Linked DNA regions of Mus musculus: region 2 is linked to region 1. Evidence: chromatin loops called from intact Hi-C (ENCODE). Cell type or tissue: heart. All regions are shown on one strand.

Evidence for each region. Hi-C counts contacts between places; a loop is a spot of excess contacts. Peaks named below come from ENCODE experiments on the same cell type or tissue, not always from the same donor. Only the 100,000 strongest peaks of a DNase experiment are listed, where the experiment ranks them.
Region 2: a loop joins it to region 1, with 2.1 times the contacts of the local background. A loop is called at or near these places in 2 of 42 quality-filtered maps.

What each region holds. Positions count from the first base shown.
Region 1 is chr11:36,217,278-36,225,277 of GRCm38, forward strand. It overlaps Tenm2 (teneurin transmembrane protein 2), which reads right to left. Exons shown (of 29, transcript NM_011856.4): 6 at 4,131-4,253. Among named protein-coding and RNA genes, the nearest start is that of Gm46251, 57 kb to the left of the region's middle. In heart, a CTCF peak has its summit at 4,147 (motif pointing right); no DNase peak of the experiment used is centred here; H3K4me3 peaks cover 479 bases; H3K27ac peaks cover 720 bases.
Region 2 is chr11:36,381,162-36,389,161 of GRCm38, forward strand. Tenm2 (teneurin transmembrane protein 2) reads right to left here. Exons shown (of 29, transcript NM_011856.4): 3 at 3,958-4,167. The region is part of intron 1 of Gm33585 (a long non-coding RNA gene); the gene reads left to right. Among named protein-coding and RNA genes, the nearest start is that of Gm33585, 27 kb to the left of the region's middle. In heart, a CTCF peak has its summit at 3,175 (motif pointing left); no DNase peak of the experiment used is centred here.

The DNA.
Region 1 (8,000 bases):
ATCAGCACTTGATGAAGAAAGAGAAACAGAGGCTTTGGGGCCTTGGACTACACATAATTTGGGTATAGGGAAGGTTCAATAGAAGTGGAAATGAGTGTTGGGAATGACATAGGAAAATCATAAACTTTTTATTATTATTATTAAAGGGTAAAATTGCAAATTTGTCTTTGTAGACCGTCCAGTCTGCCGCACCTGTTTGCCTCCACGGCCTGATGGGCATAGCTACGCACCAATAGAAATGATCATCACAGTGGGTGGTCAGGCAGATTTGGTCCATGAGATATGGTTTGCTAACCTCAGTGACACAGAGGATACTAGGAAGGTAAAATGACTGATGGATTTTTGAGAATGATCCATGAAATTCTACTTGAGAGTATATTCTTTCTTAAGATCAGTGCACAAACCCGGAGCCAGTGACATGCCCTGGCAAAGCTCTCGTATACTTTGTTTCTGGGTCCAGGCAATCAAGCTGACTCCCTTTATGCTATCTGACCAGGTCAGAATACTATATCGAATCTTCATTCTTAAGGCTTATCTAAGCTCAGATCTATAGAGAAAGCACTCTGTGTCCCTCTAATGAAGATGTATGAGTTCATTCCTTTGAACATAGAAATACACACGAGATGGTGAGTGATCCTGGCAGTCCAAGAGCAACTTCTTTTCAATGTGGAAACCAAGACCATCCACGGTAAAGTTTAATTGAAAGAGGGTGTGTGTGCGGCGGGGGGTGGGGGAGGGAAGGATAAGCTAGGAACAACTGTAAATGGATAAGGAAGAGGAAGATGAAACCCCAAGAACACTCTCTCCTAACTAATGAATGGAGAGCTCTGTTTCCACCACCGTATCAGAGTGTGGAGGCTGTCCTGTCTATTAGACTCCTTCCCAAACCTGCACAATGTAAATACTCCTGAAGACCAACTAATGAAATCTCTATCGATAGACCATCTTAGATGGGACTCACATGCCCGTGTTTTGCTTACATTTTAATTTGCTCCTGCTGGATACTTACCCAGTAATTGCTTAATAAGATTAACCTCCCTGGCAATGTGTGGTGAATCTTGATTAAAACATCGGAGTGAAGGATTATCCTATACCACAAAAAATTGAGGGGGTGTTATTTAATTAACTTATTGCCAATATGTCTTGATTGTCTCTTTGAAACAGTGGGAAAGTGGTCGATGGGAATTGATTTGGGTTATCTAAATGTATGGAATTGGTGAGTGAGGGACGGAGAGGTCACTAGGTCCAGAAATTTAAATCTCAAGTCACTCAAGGACATTAACAATCTTTCCTGTCATTTTACAAGAATTCCCTTAACCTCAAAGAGGCAATCCAGCATCTCCCTTCATTGCCAGAGCATTGTTTTTTTTTTGTTGTTTTTTTTTTTTTTTGTTTTTGCTTTTTTTTTTTGGCATTTGGAAAGCAAAGCCATTGAGTTTTATTTTAATTTAAGGCAATTTTGAAATTGCACCCTTTTTATAAAGGCCAGTGGGCAAAACCCACAGGACAATGCTTTAGCAAACAGCCTCCCCATCCCACAATTCATTTGGAAAATACCAAAGCCAGTGGTGTTATACAAGTTGGACTCTATATTTTAATGCACACAGGAAAGTCTAAGATTCTGGTCTCCCCAGATCACAATGAAAAAGATGTCCCTATTTGTTAGCCTAGAGCAGTGGTTTTCAACATATGAGTCACAACCCCTCTATCTCTGAAAATATTTATAGCGTGATTCATAACAGTAGCAAAATTACAGTTATGGAGTAGTAGTGAAAATAATTTTATGGTTGGGGTCACCCCAACATGAGGAACTGTACGAAAGGGTCATAGCATCTAGGAAGGTGGAGAACCGCTGCCTTAGAGACAAGTATTCCTAAGACTTGTTCTCGAAGGGGAGTTTTCCTCAGTTGTCTGGCTGTGATGGTGTGGGATGTTAAAGGGAAGTAGGGTTGGGAAATGGAGACAAAAGAAAAAGGGGCTATTTTCATTTCTGGGGGGCCTGTGAAGATCCCTGGGTTCAGGGTACTGTTTCAAAAGCATCTATATACAACTCCAGAGCCCTCCCATCTCCACATCCTATGATGGGATGATCTGCATCTTCACTTTCAGATGTGCATTCTAAGTTTGTTTGGTTGTTGACTTGTGGGCTAAAGAACAGCAGCGGGTAAATGTAGCAGAGACCCCATGAAGCAGGGCTTCTAAGAGCCATCCTGTTGGTCCTCCAAACCGAGGTAATTCTTCACCACAGGGAGGGAGCTAGCCAGTGTACTGGCTGTCATTTAACAGCACCCCTGGCCTTAACCCACTAGTTGCACCTCTTCCAATTGTGACAGTAAAAAAAAAAAAAAAAAGAAAAGAAAAAAAAACCCAAAAACAAACCCTTTTCAGTCATTGCCAAATGTCTCCCAAGGGGCAAAAATGAGAGCCATTGTTGTAAAGGAGAAAAGGAAGGAGTGAGGTCAAGTACTAGAGGTGAACAGATTTTAAAACTGAGGGCAATAAATTTGTCACTGGGCTTTGTGGTCAGCTGAAGCAGAATGTGGGCAGTTAGAATGTGGGCAGTTAGTTATTTTGAGATCTAGTTTCACCTACATAATAATGGGAAGCGTATCATTTCATCCTTAGATAAAACTTTTTCATGCTTACTTAAAGATGATTTAGCGTTAAGATTATGACGGATGGGAAGAGCGTTTCTTAAAGACTGAATGAAAAGGCCGAGGAGTCCTACCCAAAGGTGTAGGACAGCCCCGGGGAGACCATTAGCGTATTAGGGTAAGTAACACACAGCCAAGGCTGAGGAATTCTGGAGTCTCCTCGGGAGAAAGCACAGGTAGAGGAAAAGCCCACGTCCTGTCTGAAGATGCATATTACACAGTCCCGAATTCAAGTTTGTGCCTATCCTGTTTCATTTGGATCAGTTTCTAGAACATTCTGGGCCTGAATTTCTCAGAGATGAGATTCCTGCTCTTGGAGCTGAAGTTACACTATGTTATGTTGGATATGTGATAGTTATCCTTTCTTTTTCTTTGAAATATTCCGGCGGTGTTCTCCCCACCCTTCTCTCTGAAATGGACTGAAAAATTCTGTTTGGAGAAGCCCTTTTGATACAATCCCTTGCTTATGTGATTTCCATCCGAATCACTCAAACTGCCACCAGATTACCAAATGCCAGCCCTGTTAGCTGTGCCATTGGCTGCTCTTGTCTTTTAATTGCTCCTGTCCCCACCTCCCCATGGTTCTGTGTTTTTTTTCTCTCTGCTTTTTTAGCACCTTGTTAGCACCTATTTTTCTCCCCTACGCGAATACAGTCGCCTGATTGCCTCAATGAACACTCCTATTGTCCTCCTCCCGGCCCAAAAAGGGAAGCTTTGTTGCCAAGTTGTCAAAAGTCCTTTCTATTCTTTCCCAAAGCAGAACAGCTCTGTCTCTTTCAAGGCGAGCCAGGCGAGACTACTCCCCAGGGAGGTTGTATCTATCCTTGTGGGAGAAGGACCCAGACTAGTGGCCTGTACTGCCAGCTGCTTCCTGCCTTCTGATCAGGCAGGTTTTGGCTGCTGCTGCTGCTGCTGCTGCTGCTGCTGCCGCTGCTCCAGCTGCTGCTGTTGCTGCTGCTGCTTCTGCTTAGGCCCCGGAATGCTTTCAGGCATGCTACATCAAATCAGTTGCTGTAGATAGCATAGGTATGCACACTGCTTGGAGCAGGCGCTCTGCCAGATCCAAGTGACTCCAGCCAAACACAGCTAACAGACAGGAACAGCAAACAGCTTTTAAACAGGGGCACCTATGAAAGGCAGTCGTTTTTTTTCTTTTTCTTCTTTCCCTTCCTTTTCCTCTTTCCCTTTCTCTTTTCCTTTCCTTTCCTCTTTCCCTTTCTCCTTTCCTTTCCTTTCCTTTCCTTTCCTTTCCTTTCCTTTCCTTTCCTTTCCTTTCCTTTCCTTTCCTTTCCTTTCCTTTCCTTTCCTTTCCTTTCCTTTCCTTTCCTTTCCTTTCCTTTCCTTTCCTTTCCTTTCCTTTCTTCTCTTTTCTTTTCACATGCCTTCCACGACTTGGATTAAAAAACCTGTAGCAGCCATCAAGAGCCTTGACTTTTCCTGTGACCTCAATAGGGCAAGCAGCAGCTGTAACCTCACCTTTGCCTCCAGATGGCACTGTTGCCACATCATCGTTTCCTGGTAAGCCGGTCCTTACGCCATTGTTAAAGGTGTGTCCATCTGCCGGCTGGAGTTGCCAATTGAGTCCGAGCAGATGCATTGCTGCAGGAGAGACAAAGTAATGAAAGTATGAATAGATAATTCAGCAATGCAAATGTCAAGGGGGAGGGCCAGGTGCCTTTTTCCAAGCGACTGCCTTTTAAGGAAACTGCAGTTCAAAAATGGCTTGCCCCAGGCCGTCAGGATTAGCTAAAATATAGAAAGTGGCAATCTAAGAGCTTCTGTCTCTGCTTTGTTGCAGTTCCCAGCCTCAGGGGCAGCACCCCTTGTGGGAAGTGGAGGAGGGAGGCTGCATATAGGTCTTTATCTTTCAGGATGGGGTCACTCATCACTCGCCTGCTTGGCCACACATCTGACATGAATGCTTTTAGACAGGTGCACTGGCAAAGGCTGGGTTCACCCAGCTACTCAAAATGTGAGTCAAGTTCAGAAATAAGGCTACACTGCTCCCATTTGACCGACCCTAAAATGCCACCACAGCCAGAGGTATCTGCAATCTCTCCGGCCCACTTAGAGCATGCCTATCTAACTGTGCCAAAGTTTGAATATATATAATTTCTCCCTGTATTCATGATGAATGCATATCTTTTTTAGCACACTGTGAAAATGCTTAAGGTGTGTGTGTGAGCATATGTGTGCATGAATGTGTGTGCATATGTGTAATAGTGGTAGAGCCTTTTCCAGAAAAAAGCAAAACAAACACAGCATATTCTGTTTCCCCCAAGTACGGCATGAGACACAGATGAGATTCCCATAAGCACTTGCTCTCAGGAGACAGGCATGCATTCAGAGGTTGGTTTCCATGTACGCTGCCACCTCTGCCTCCAGGCAGCCTTCTGGTCTTGTCACTTAGCCTGTGCAGATACCTAGAGTGATTTTTAGAAAACTCAGTGTCCGTATCTCTCCCTGATGGATCCTGGTTGTATTGTTACCAAGGGGGAGGGAAACACCTCTGTTCTTTCCAGGCCCTCATCTAAGAAACGCTTCCTTTGTAAATAAATAAGGAATCCATCCCCTGTATATTTCCCACGCAAACAACAACTGTGCCCTGTCTGTCTGGCATTTCAATGGGCACAGGTTGATGCCTGCTGCCACATTCGTAGTAGCTCCGCAGGAGAGAAAGGGCTGTTGACAGGAAAGTTCTGAGTTTGAAGGTGGGGATGGGAGAAACAATTAACCACAGGAAACACAATTAACAATGCTTAGGAAATTGTTCACATAGCAATTAATTCTGCATGCCTACCACCACTTAAAGTCAGGCTCTATTCTATTAAGGTTAAAAACCCATCTTCACACAATGCAGCTTAGATTGATGGTGGCAGATTAAGATGGCAAGGTACCTGGGAGAGTCCGTGTCTGCTTTTCTCTCACAGGCTTCTCCACCTCAAGCCACATTTTCTGGCTCTCCATTTCCATGAGGTGCAAGGCCCAACGGTCGCAACTTTCCCAGATGATAAATACTAATAAGAGTAAGTGACATTTACTGTACTCTCTCCGTCGAGGTAACACCTAATTTTCTCCTGCAGTTTATCTGTTATATGTAGGTCACTTACTTGAAGAGACCAGATTCTATTGCCTCAAATAATGACATATTTTCACCATACAGAGGTCAGGAAATGAGAAGTAATCGTGGTTGCTTCAAGATAACGATAGCTTCTGATTTGTAATTACCAGGTGAAGGGAGCCAAGGAATTAGCTGTTTTAAAATGATTTTTTCAAAAAAAAAAAAAAAAACCCGATACCGCTGGGTTACCGGAGCTTGCCTGGAGCCAGCTGCTGCTGGGTCTGTGGAGGAGGGTCCCCGAGTTCTGAGACAGGTACTGCCAGCTTCTCAGGGGCAGTGGAGGGCCCCAGCCTAACAAAGCTTAGATGCTCATGTCTATGAAAAAGCAATGGGTCCTGGCAGGCAATAATGACAACCTCCCCAATGCCCTACCCGTGTGAAACTGCTCTTCAGAACTGCTCCCTCCGGTGCTGCTCAGGGTTGTCACTCCCAGGTACAGGGTATATTGCCACTGTCAGCTTCAGGACACTAGACAGGACCGGCATCTTACTGAGCATAGAAGGGATACTCATGACTTCGGGCTTTGTTTTCAAGGATGTCTTCTCTCCAACCTCTTTAACACTTTTGTGTGTGTGTGTGTGTGTTTCTATTGTAGTTCTTTATTATTGTTGATATTGCGATTGCTAGGGGTACCTCCACTATCACCATCATTAACAAAGCTGTTCAAGGTTGAGGTCCTTAGGTTCAGAGGATGCGAGTCACTTCCTAGACAACTCTTTGAGCAAAGAGGAAAATGAGTGAGATGAAAGTAAGGAAAGGGGTGAAGCCCAATCGATGAGCACAGACCTGTCCACCAGCAGAAGCTATGTGCGGAGATGAATCTCAGGCTCAGGCCTATCTCCCATCATTGAACCAAATGTTAAGAGTGGGAACTGCCCCGGGGGTATGGCCAGCCCTTCTTATTTTGGGGGAAGGACATCTGAAATAGGCTTCTGTTGGCTTTTTTAAATTTTATTTTATTTATTTCTGTTTGTATGTGTTGGTATTCTGCTCAGCTGTCCCTTGATCCCAGACTTGAGGAAGAAGGTGAGACTGTCGTGTCTCTGGCCTGTGGGAATGGACAGAAGCATCCTTGGGATAGAGGCCCAGGGGAGTTGTGATGTAAATGAGTTTGCTGACTAATGAGAGGCCTGCTCCTTATTCTGCTACTGACTGGTTCTATGTTTTTGGCTAAGGACTCATTCCTCCGACCCTCAACCCTTCCCTCCTTCCCTCCCTCCCTATTCCTTTGTAAAAGTTTCCTTCACAGGCAGAATAGAGGGCAGCTTGGGGGATGCCAAAGAGGGTTATCCACACATAGCTCCCTGAAAGAGCTGTCAGTATCTCAAACATAGACAGCACATCCATGTTTATTAGGGTAGAACATAGCACACGGGGGTATACTTGAGGGCTTAGACTGCAGAGATCTGTATGCTTCTAAATACAGAACAAAACAAAACATTCTGGTGGTACAGACAGCAGGATGGGATATTATGGGTGGCAAAATGGACCATGGTATAAAGAGAAAGATGTTCAAAACGTCTCAGTGTCTGATGTATCTTGTTGTCAATCATTGAGCTCAACATTTAGGTACTGCCATACACACCCTCCTAAAGGAGTTCCAAGTAGGTATTGTCAGGATTCTCATTCACAGACATGGGGGAAGTTATCAAGTTTTACCATTGGGAGATTTCAGAATCAAAAATACATCTATGCCAGAGATGTAGTACCTGCTTCATACTTTATATAGAGAGATCTGGCTACAAAGTCCATGGGAAAACGGCATCTCGGCAAAACTTGCTTCTATCTCAGACCTCATGGTCAGCAAGATGGGTTGGTGCATGGCCACCCACGTGCCTGCCACTGAAGCCTGGAGGAACTTTTTATTTCTTTTTTGCTATTGACCTCAAATGTGGTCTTGTGACCAGCAGTGTAGCCTGCATTGCACAGTGATCCTGAATCCTGAACAAAGAGGCAGACAGAGCCAGCCGTGGCTCAAGTGTCAGAACACAGCCAGGGAAGTAACCAGTTGTTATGGCAAAGAGCCACCTAGAGTTTAGGGTTCTTTGTTACAGCAGCAGGGCCTAATCTACCCTGACTGATAGATTCACTTATGAAGAAAAGGAAAGAGGACAGAATGTTTACAGAATAGATTTCTGTGAATTATTTAAATTTTATCAGGCCGGGAGCCTTTCTGAAATCCAAACAGGAAATTAATACCTGTTTAGGGTCATCATGCCTATTTC
Region 2 (8,000 bases), 160 kb after region 1:
GCTTAGATGCATGCCTTTAATCCTAGTACTGGCAGTGGAAACAGGTAGATCCCTCGTGCTCACTCTGCAGCCAGCTAGCCTATGTGGTGAACCCCAGGCCAACTAAGGAAATAATGTGAACACCACCTGAGGAATGACACCTAAAGCTGACCTCTGGCTTCTACGTGTGTGCAAACAGACATGCACATGTATCACCCCCTCCAAGTAAAGAAGACATACATAAGCAGGTGAGTACACGTGGAGACCCTCATATACAAACTGAGACTTGCACACTATAGCACGCCACTTAGAATGAGCCAAAGTCTTGCTGTCTTACAAAAGGGCTGGGGCATATCTCCTTTTCCCCAATGCAAACTTAGACTTCTCCTCTCCATCTTTGGATGGCTCATCTCTGTTGCTGAGGACTTCCTGAAAGGTTCTTGTCAGTGTCCCTTGCTCTTATTTCTAATGTGTAGTGTGATGTTGATGATAAGTCCTCCAAACCTCTATGGAGAATCAAAACTCAACTTTCTCTACAGGAGAGGGGCAAGCATGGTCTTTTGGTGAGTGCATGACTGTGGCCTGTATATTTTATTCCTATGCTGACAGCAAAACGCACAGCTGATATACTGATTTGAAAGTGAGCCCTGCTTTTCCAGATGTAGAAGCGTCCTTTCTGCTGCTGCTGGGATCTAGGTTATTTTCCAGATGAGTGATTTCATAGGATCTGAAGTTATACTGCTGTATATACAAGAAATAGCTTTGGTGCTAAACTGCTCTGGCAGAAGGTCAAAAACACAGGGTGAGGCCCTGGCCCAAGCTCAGCTAGTGGGAAACAAAGGTTTCAGGGGCTGGATTTATCCAGTTCTGGAATCATCTCTCCAACTATACTATTTGATTGGCACAGACAGAGGCATAGACAGAGAGTTAGAGCAACTTGGCTACAAAGTTGGGGCAATCTGAGTACCATGCAGTAAAGAATGCAGTATAGTCAAAAAATAATGACAGTTGGTGCATAAAGGTTAAACTTGGTTGTTGCTTCGAGAGGTTTTCCTGTTGGAAAAAAACATTCTAGCTCCTGTATTTTATATCCAGTGTGTCTCTTTAAAACAGAGTCATGGTAGGCAGGAAATGTGTACTGTGACTCTCCTAATGCCATTATCAAACCATGGAAACAGTAAGAGGAAGGCAAGAAATAATGTTTTCCTGTTGTGAATGGACTCTATATGCTGGAAGGTATTTTAACTAAGGGGCAAAAAAACCAACAAAGTCTGAACTGCTACATGGTTTTAAGATTCCACTGTCATTGCCAAAGGACCAACTTAAAGATATTCTTCATGATTAACCGGCTAAACTTAACATACCCAAACACAGGGGCCCCAGTGCTGGTGCCTACAGCACCTGACAAACTCAGCCACTTTCATCAAACCCAATCGAAAACACTCAGGCACTGCTCTGCACTCTGCATCTTTGGTGTCAAACTCCATTTTCAATCCTTTACGTCAAATTTAAATTCATGGCAATTGCATTCAGATCTTGATAGAAGCTCCAATTTGCCCGGGACCCCAGATCCATTCCACAAGACATATATACACGTTCAAGTGCCCACATACCCCAACTGGGCATGCTCTCAATTTTAGCTGAGCAAGAGTGAAGCGCGTTGGATGACTCCTTGCTTGTCCGAGCCTCAGCGCACCCTCTGATAAGAGGCTGTTGGAAACAAGGCGGCCATTCAATGAGGTTCTCACCCCTCTGCTGGAGAAATAGTGTGAGCATGGCTCTTGTTTGGTATGAAAATGGACCTTTGCCCTTTTGGTGCCATTTCCTTCTCTCAGTGAAGCTAAAATCACTATCAGTTTTTGAAGCAAGCTGAACAAATTGGTGTAGCTGATGAAAAGCGAGTAAGTTTGGCTCTAAATCTATAGATCTGTTCTGCCCACCCAAATGATGAGCTCTTGATTTCTATACAAAGCCAACAACAACAACAAAAATCCTCTATTGACAACCAACAAGCTGATACACCCACCATCCAAAAGGGAAGGAATTGCTCTGCGTGCTGTCACTAAGAAAACATGCTGGATGTCCCTGTGATAACAGCTGACCCCGCTTATGGAAGTCATCTTTGCTTGGGTATCCATACATGCATAAAAGGATGCCGCTTCTAAAAGCTCATTTTCTCTTTAATAATTGTCTGTTTTTGAAAAGCTATCAGCAGGTGCACATCATTTCAAAAGCCTCTTGTCCTTCATAATACAATATTCATCACGGTTGCATAGTATGAAATAAAAAGTAGCAAAACACAGGCGAGGGTAGTTCAATTAAATGCAACATAATCTCTGTCGAAAAAAAAGAAAAAAAGAAAAAAAAGAAAAAAGAGAGAGAAAATATAGTGCTGAAGCTAAAATCAGGTTCTGATGAAAGAAAAAAGGAAATATATTTCCACATATTTTTAATTATATAGAATTTCCTCAAACATGATTTTTCATAATATATTCCATTAAGTTAACATCATATTTGAAGAAAGAGCATTTTCCGATTTCATTTTAAGCCTGATTTTGAGCAATTACGGTGTCATTGTTCCGCGGTAGAAAGGTTGAATTCATTTACTGTGTGGTTATGTTAGTTATGATTGATGTCTCTTCTCCAAATGATAAACCAATCACCCCGATGATGTAATGTCATTTTAAGAGTGCCATAATCACATTTCTCTCAAACTAGAAGCTCTGATGAGTTCTAATAAAGATTTATGGTAGATTAAAGGCCTTCATAATATCAACAATGGATTGCTCATTTGATGAGAGATTTGATTAGATAATTTTTTTTTAAAAAAAAGAATATGAGTTTGCTAAATATATCAGGCCTGGCTTTGAAGAAGGGCATGGGCCATCATAAGTAGCATTTGATTGGTCCATTTGCTAAATGAATCATCTTAATATACTTAGGAGGTCCCCTATAATTGGTGAGGTTGAGACCACTGGTAGCTTATATTCATGGATAGAGCCAGAGAAATCTTCGCAGGGAGAATTCTTGGCATCTCTATTGCTTTTGATGATCTGTGTTAATGAATATCATGAGCAGTTAGCTCAGAAGGCAGTGCCAAAGCTTTGGGTCAAGTGCAAGTAATTAGTACCATACTCCCCATCCCCCGGGACATGGATACTGAATCCCTAGGTAACTGCGCCCTCTTCTGTATTCTTATGTTCAGGTGAACAGTCTACCAATTACTGAATCCAAAATAAGGCCTGATTATTGCTGCACTTGGGCCAATTCTTTCTAAGACTTGGAGAGTAGGAGTTGAGGCACAAAATCCTCAAAAGTGGAGCAGAACCTAGTGTTCGGTCCCTCTGTTCTGTGAACAAGAAAACCCAAACAAGAGCTCTGAATTTAGAAGCTGTGTTTATCACAGTGCCTCATGATCAGCTCATTAAATTCAAGTGAAGTGGCACAAGCAGAAGGTCACAGAGAGGTCATACCCCAAACACTTCAGTCTTGGCATGGAATTCAGTATTCATGTCAAGGGAACACATTTTCATCACAAAACCATATGAAACAAGCAAGGGGAAGTCAGAAGCCAATGATAAAAAACAGCAGAACTGGGAGGCACAGGGATGGGGCATGTGAGGGTGTCCAGGGTCACTCAGCTATGACCACAACCATAGTAATACAAAATTCAATATTCCAGTGTCTCCCCACACTTCACCTTTGAGTCCTGCATGCTTTCACATGTAGCCTTGGGCAAATTCCTCCCTCAGAAGGAGGTCCAGAGCCTGTTATAACCAGGAAAACCTCTCCAACGGCGGTGACCTTCAACAGACGCCTCTTAGAACTACCACGCCACAAAATGACAAATGCGTTTCACCTTGGTGCTCCCCACACCACTTTCTCCCAGCCTTTGTTTCAATAGTTGTCATTTTGCTGGAGACTCACAAATGTCAAGCACAAAACACCACACAATTAGACACCACAGAGTTTCCTTACCACTGCTGGAGGCTTGCTGGGGCCCTGAGCATGCTCTGAGCAGGTATGAATTGGGGGAGAATTCCTCATCAGGGTTGGTGTCCATGATCTGATGGGAGGTGTTGCTGTCTAGCAATGGCATCTGGCAGCTAACTGGTGGAGGATTATGGGAGCTAGGCAGCTGAGCAGATGGGAGGAGGCTAGACGAGGATGTAGGTGGAATGGGACGACCTGGGAAAGAGGACAGAGGGGTCAAAGGTCAGCAATGAGTGTCATGAGAGCATCTTAAGAAAGTTACATTGAAACCAGCTCACAATACAAATATATATGTATATATGTATTTTTTTTTAATGTTCCAGATGCACTTTTCAGAACGGTTATGGTGTTTCTTAACCAGCTCAACTGCATTACCACTGCTTGTATGATACTTCATACTTTATGAATATAATTCAGAAAGGGCATCCATTTGAGTGAAATCCGTCTAGAAAAAGTTTAGTTTTTTCTCTCTCCTTTGCTATGATTCCAAGTCCTCCCCATCTCTCCCTGAGCCATCTCCTTGCTGGTCTTCCTGTTTATACTCTTGAGAGAGAGTCCACCAACTCTCCCTTGACCCTGTCTCTTCTCCATAGCAATTGAGATGACGTTTCCCAGGTCGAAATCAGCTCATATCCTCTTGATACCCTCCAATTGCTTTCCATTGTATGAGGGAAGAAATAATTACCTCTCCTCCCTGTGATTCTGGGCTTATCCTACCTTCTCTGGATCATAGGTGTTCACCCACCTCCCTTACCAAGAGGACACCCTTCCCACATGGCTCTTTATTCTCCAGTGAACAGGCATTCTTATTTCCTCTGCATGAACATGTCAAACTACTCCCCCTTTGCAAAGAGTTTCTTTCTTACTTTCTTTCCTGCTTCTACTGCCTGGCCAGTATTCTCAAGACTTCAGCTTCTCTTCAGTGAAGCTCTCCATGTCTGCATGCTTCAAACAAGAACTACTTTCTCTAGCCCATCAGCCCATTTCAGTATCCTCATAGACCTTATTAGTACCTGGTACTCAAAATTGTATCCCCAGTGAACAAATCAAGAGGCCATACTAAAAACCAAATCCTTTAGCTTAGGGTAGGAGATGAAACCAGATGGACAGACAGAGCCTGCATTGGCATGCCAGTGGTTTGATCATTCATTGCATCACATGGTTTATTTGGATATTGTGGAGGACTTCCTGTTAGGTAAAGCAGGGATGCCCTATGCCATAATGAACAGCAGTCAGTCTAGGAGAGTGGGGAATAACCTGGAGGTGACCTTAGGCAAAGAAGGTCCCTTCCATATGGATGGCTGTCGGAACCTCTTCCTCACTGGCAGCAGGCTCCTCACACTGACTCTTGAGCAATGACAATTTCTGTCTACACATTCTGCCAACTGTGCACAGGGTCATTTTAATTGTTGCCTGTGTGGTTTGTTTGCAAGGAAACTAAGGAATATGAGCCAGGAGAAGCAGCCCATGAAACTGAGATGTGGAGGGAAACTGGAGAGTCAGATGAACAGTTTGATTCGGAGAGGTGTTCATGCCTGAAAAGTTACACTTTCCTGAAGAATTGCACACACAGAGGTGCACTCAGACATTCTGCTAGATACCAGCACTTGCTGCTGCTTTCATAACTGTATTTCCTGATTTATTATTATTAACTGCACTATACGGTACCCTGGATGGATGGTTTTGGTTCAACCAATGCATGTGCAGTTGTTTTGAGTCCTAAGGAGTCCACCATTCTGCCCTCAGATCTAGTGAGGAGTCAGAGGGGGTTCAGATGATAAGAAACAGGATGGTGGAATGCACTAAAATAGGGTACCATCAGGGCCGAAGAAGGAGATGTTTTGGCAGGAGTCAGGGTTTAAAAATTGCATAAGGATCCCTGAACGAGTGGAAGCTTGAACAAGTCTCTGAAGAAAATGCAAGTGACTCTGAAGAGAGAGAATGGAAGGAACAGTCGTAAGGAGGCATCAAACTACTGTCAGAATGGTGCCCTTTGGAAGGACAGAGGTGACACAAAGTTGAAGATAAAAGAAGTTTAAGTGAGTTTGAGGTTTTGAAATTTATGTGTCTCTACAAATGTTTCATAGAAGTCAGAAGAGGGTGTAAGATCTCTTTCAGCTGGAGTTGCAGTTGAGTTGACCAATGTGGATGCTAGGAACTGAACTTGGGTCCTCTGGAATATCTGCTCTCAGCCACTGAGGCATCTCTGCATCCTTAAAATTTAAATATTAAGTTTCTTACCCAATAACACAATGGAAATGATCGTGAACCATCCTTGCCATTGTCAATGGGTAAATGGAATAATTTGAAGAGTTCAGTAAATTCATAGCTGTTGGGGAGCACTATAAGACATGGCATTTTTGTCAGGTGCTTGGACTGAGTGCCATGGAGCTTTATCAGAATCAATGCCAGCGTTGAATCAATAATTCTCTCATAGACGTTCTAACAATGAGGCTATAACTACCACCATTGTAACTATCACTGCTTATTGCATGGTATTGCTCGGTCACTCATGGCATGCTCTGTTTCCTTGCATAATATTTCTTAATCCTCAAAACAATCTCATTATGCTAGAATGACCACATATTCCCATAAAACATGAGAATAGAATATTCTCATTTTATAGACGAAGAAGCAGAAACAAAGAGGCTGAGTTCAACAGTTAGAAAATGTCCAGAGCTGGGCTTGCCCTTGGGCTTCTTTTTCCCAAATCCACCTTGTATCCTCATGGTGCTTGCCCAAACAGCATGGTGATATGGTGATGGTAACAATAACAATAAACAACAATAATAAATAGTAATGATAATGTTACATAGAGGGTAGGAAATGTATGCAAGAGAGATACTTCCAAGGTATAGCTCCTCCCGATCTCAGGGCTTCCCCCTGAATCTCAAGTTGAACCTGTGTTTGAACCACACGTAGCAGTTATTATCCTATAGAGCTCCAGGTTTTCACTGTCAATTGTTCTGAAGTTTGCAGTGATGATACTCTCTGTCCTCTTTTAAGGTTTCTGACTGCAGATGGTCCCAACTGGGTCCTGTGTACTCGGTGCTGACATCCGCTTAGTAGCAGGACTCAGGTAGGGAGAGATTGCTACAACGTAATCAAAGGGCTTTCAAGTGTGTGCTACTGAGGCAAATTGGAACTGGATGTTGAAGAACAAGAATGGCTGTGAGCCAATTTTTAAAAATTCTTTTGAGCGAGTGACTGAGGTGGAGCTAAGGTCCCACCTCAAGTTTTCCAGGAGCCAGATAGGTGGAATCATTCTTTCTATGAACTTCTGGGACTTTTGTTTAGCATGAAGTCATTTCATACAGTCCAGCCAACAGAGCTTTTTAATATCCACAAATACTGACAATAGAGGAAGAGTCACAACACGGTGTAAGTGTTGGGGTTGCTTCGTTTACTGTAACTATGCATCATAGAATTGTGTGACTCCCATTATCTTCCCACACCTCTTAATTCCTTAATTGTGCTTTGGTACTTCCTTCTGTTCTGCTTCCTGGTAGCCATCACTACTTGGAGAATTTCAGAATCACTAGCTCTGCCCTGAGTCAGACAGTGTGCTGTTCCCTGTTTGTTAGGTCATTTGCTAAGTTTGTTCACTTAGGATGCATATTGCCCCTGACTATTCCAACTGACAGAGACCATCTGTGTGGATACAAACAGGTTCCAAAGTACAGGGGAGAGAGCTGGAACTTATGCGGCTCCCTTTGTGGACTCTGTTACCTTACAGAAAGCCTTAGTATGGGTGGGCAGCTAATCAGGTGGCAGGCTCCAGCCTGATTCCCAGATCATGGCAGATGCTCTTTATTCCCAACTGTTTCTCCAGTTTCTTTTTGAATGAGCACAAAGTTCCCCAGCAAATGTACAGAAAACAGCACTGAACTGATAGTTACAAAGCAAAGAGGTAGCTGCAATGTGTCATTTGTTGAGCTTCTATGGTCTTGCCCATGTGCAAGTGTGTATGCACAGGGGTTTTCCGATGTAAATCAAACTCTGATTATCTACATGACTGGATCACCTGT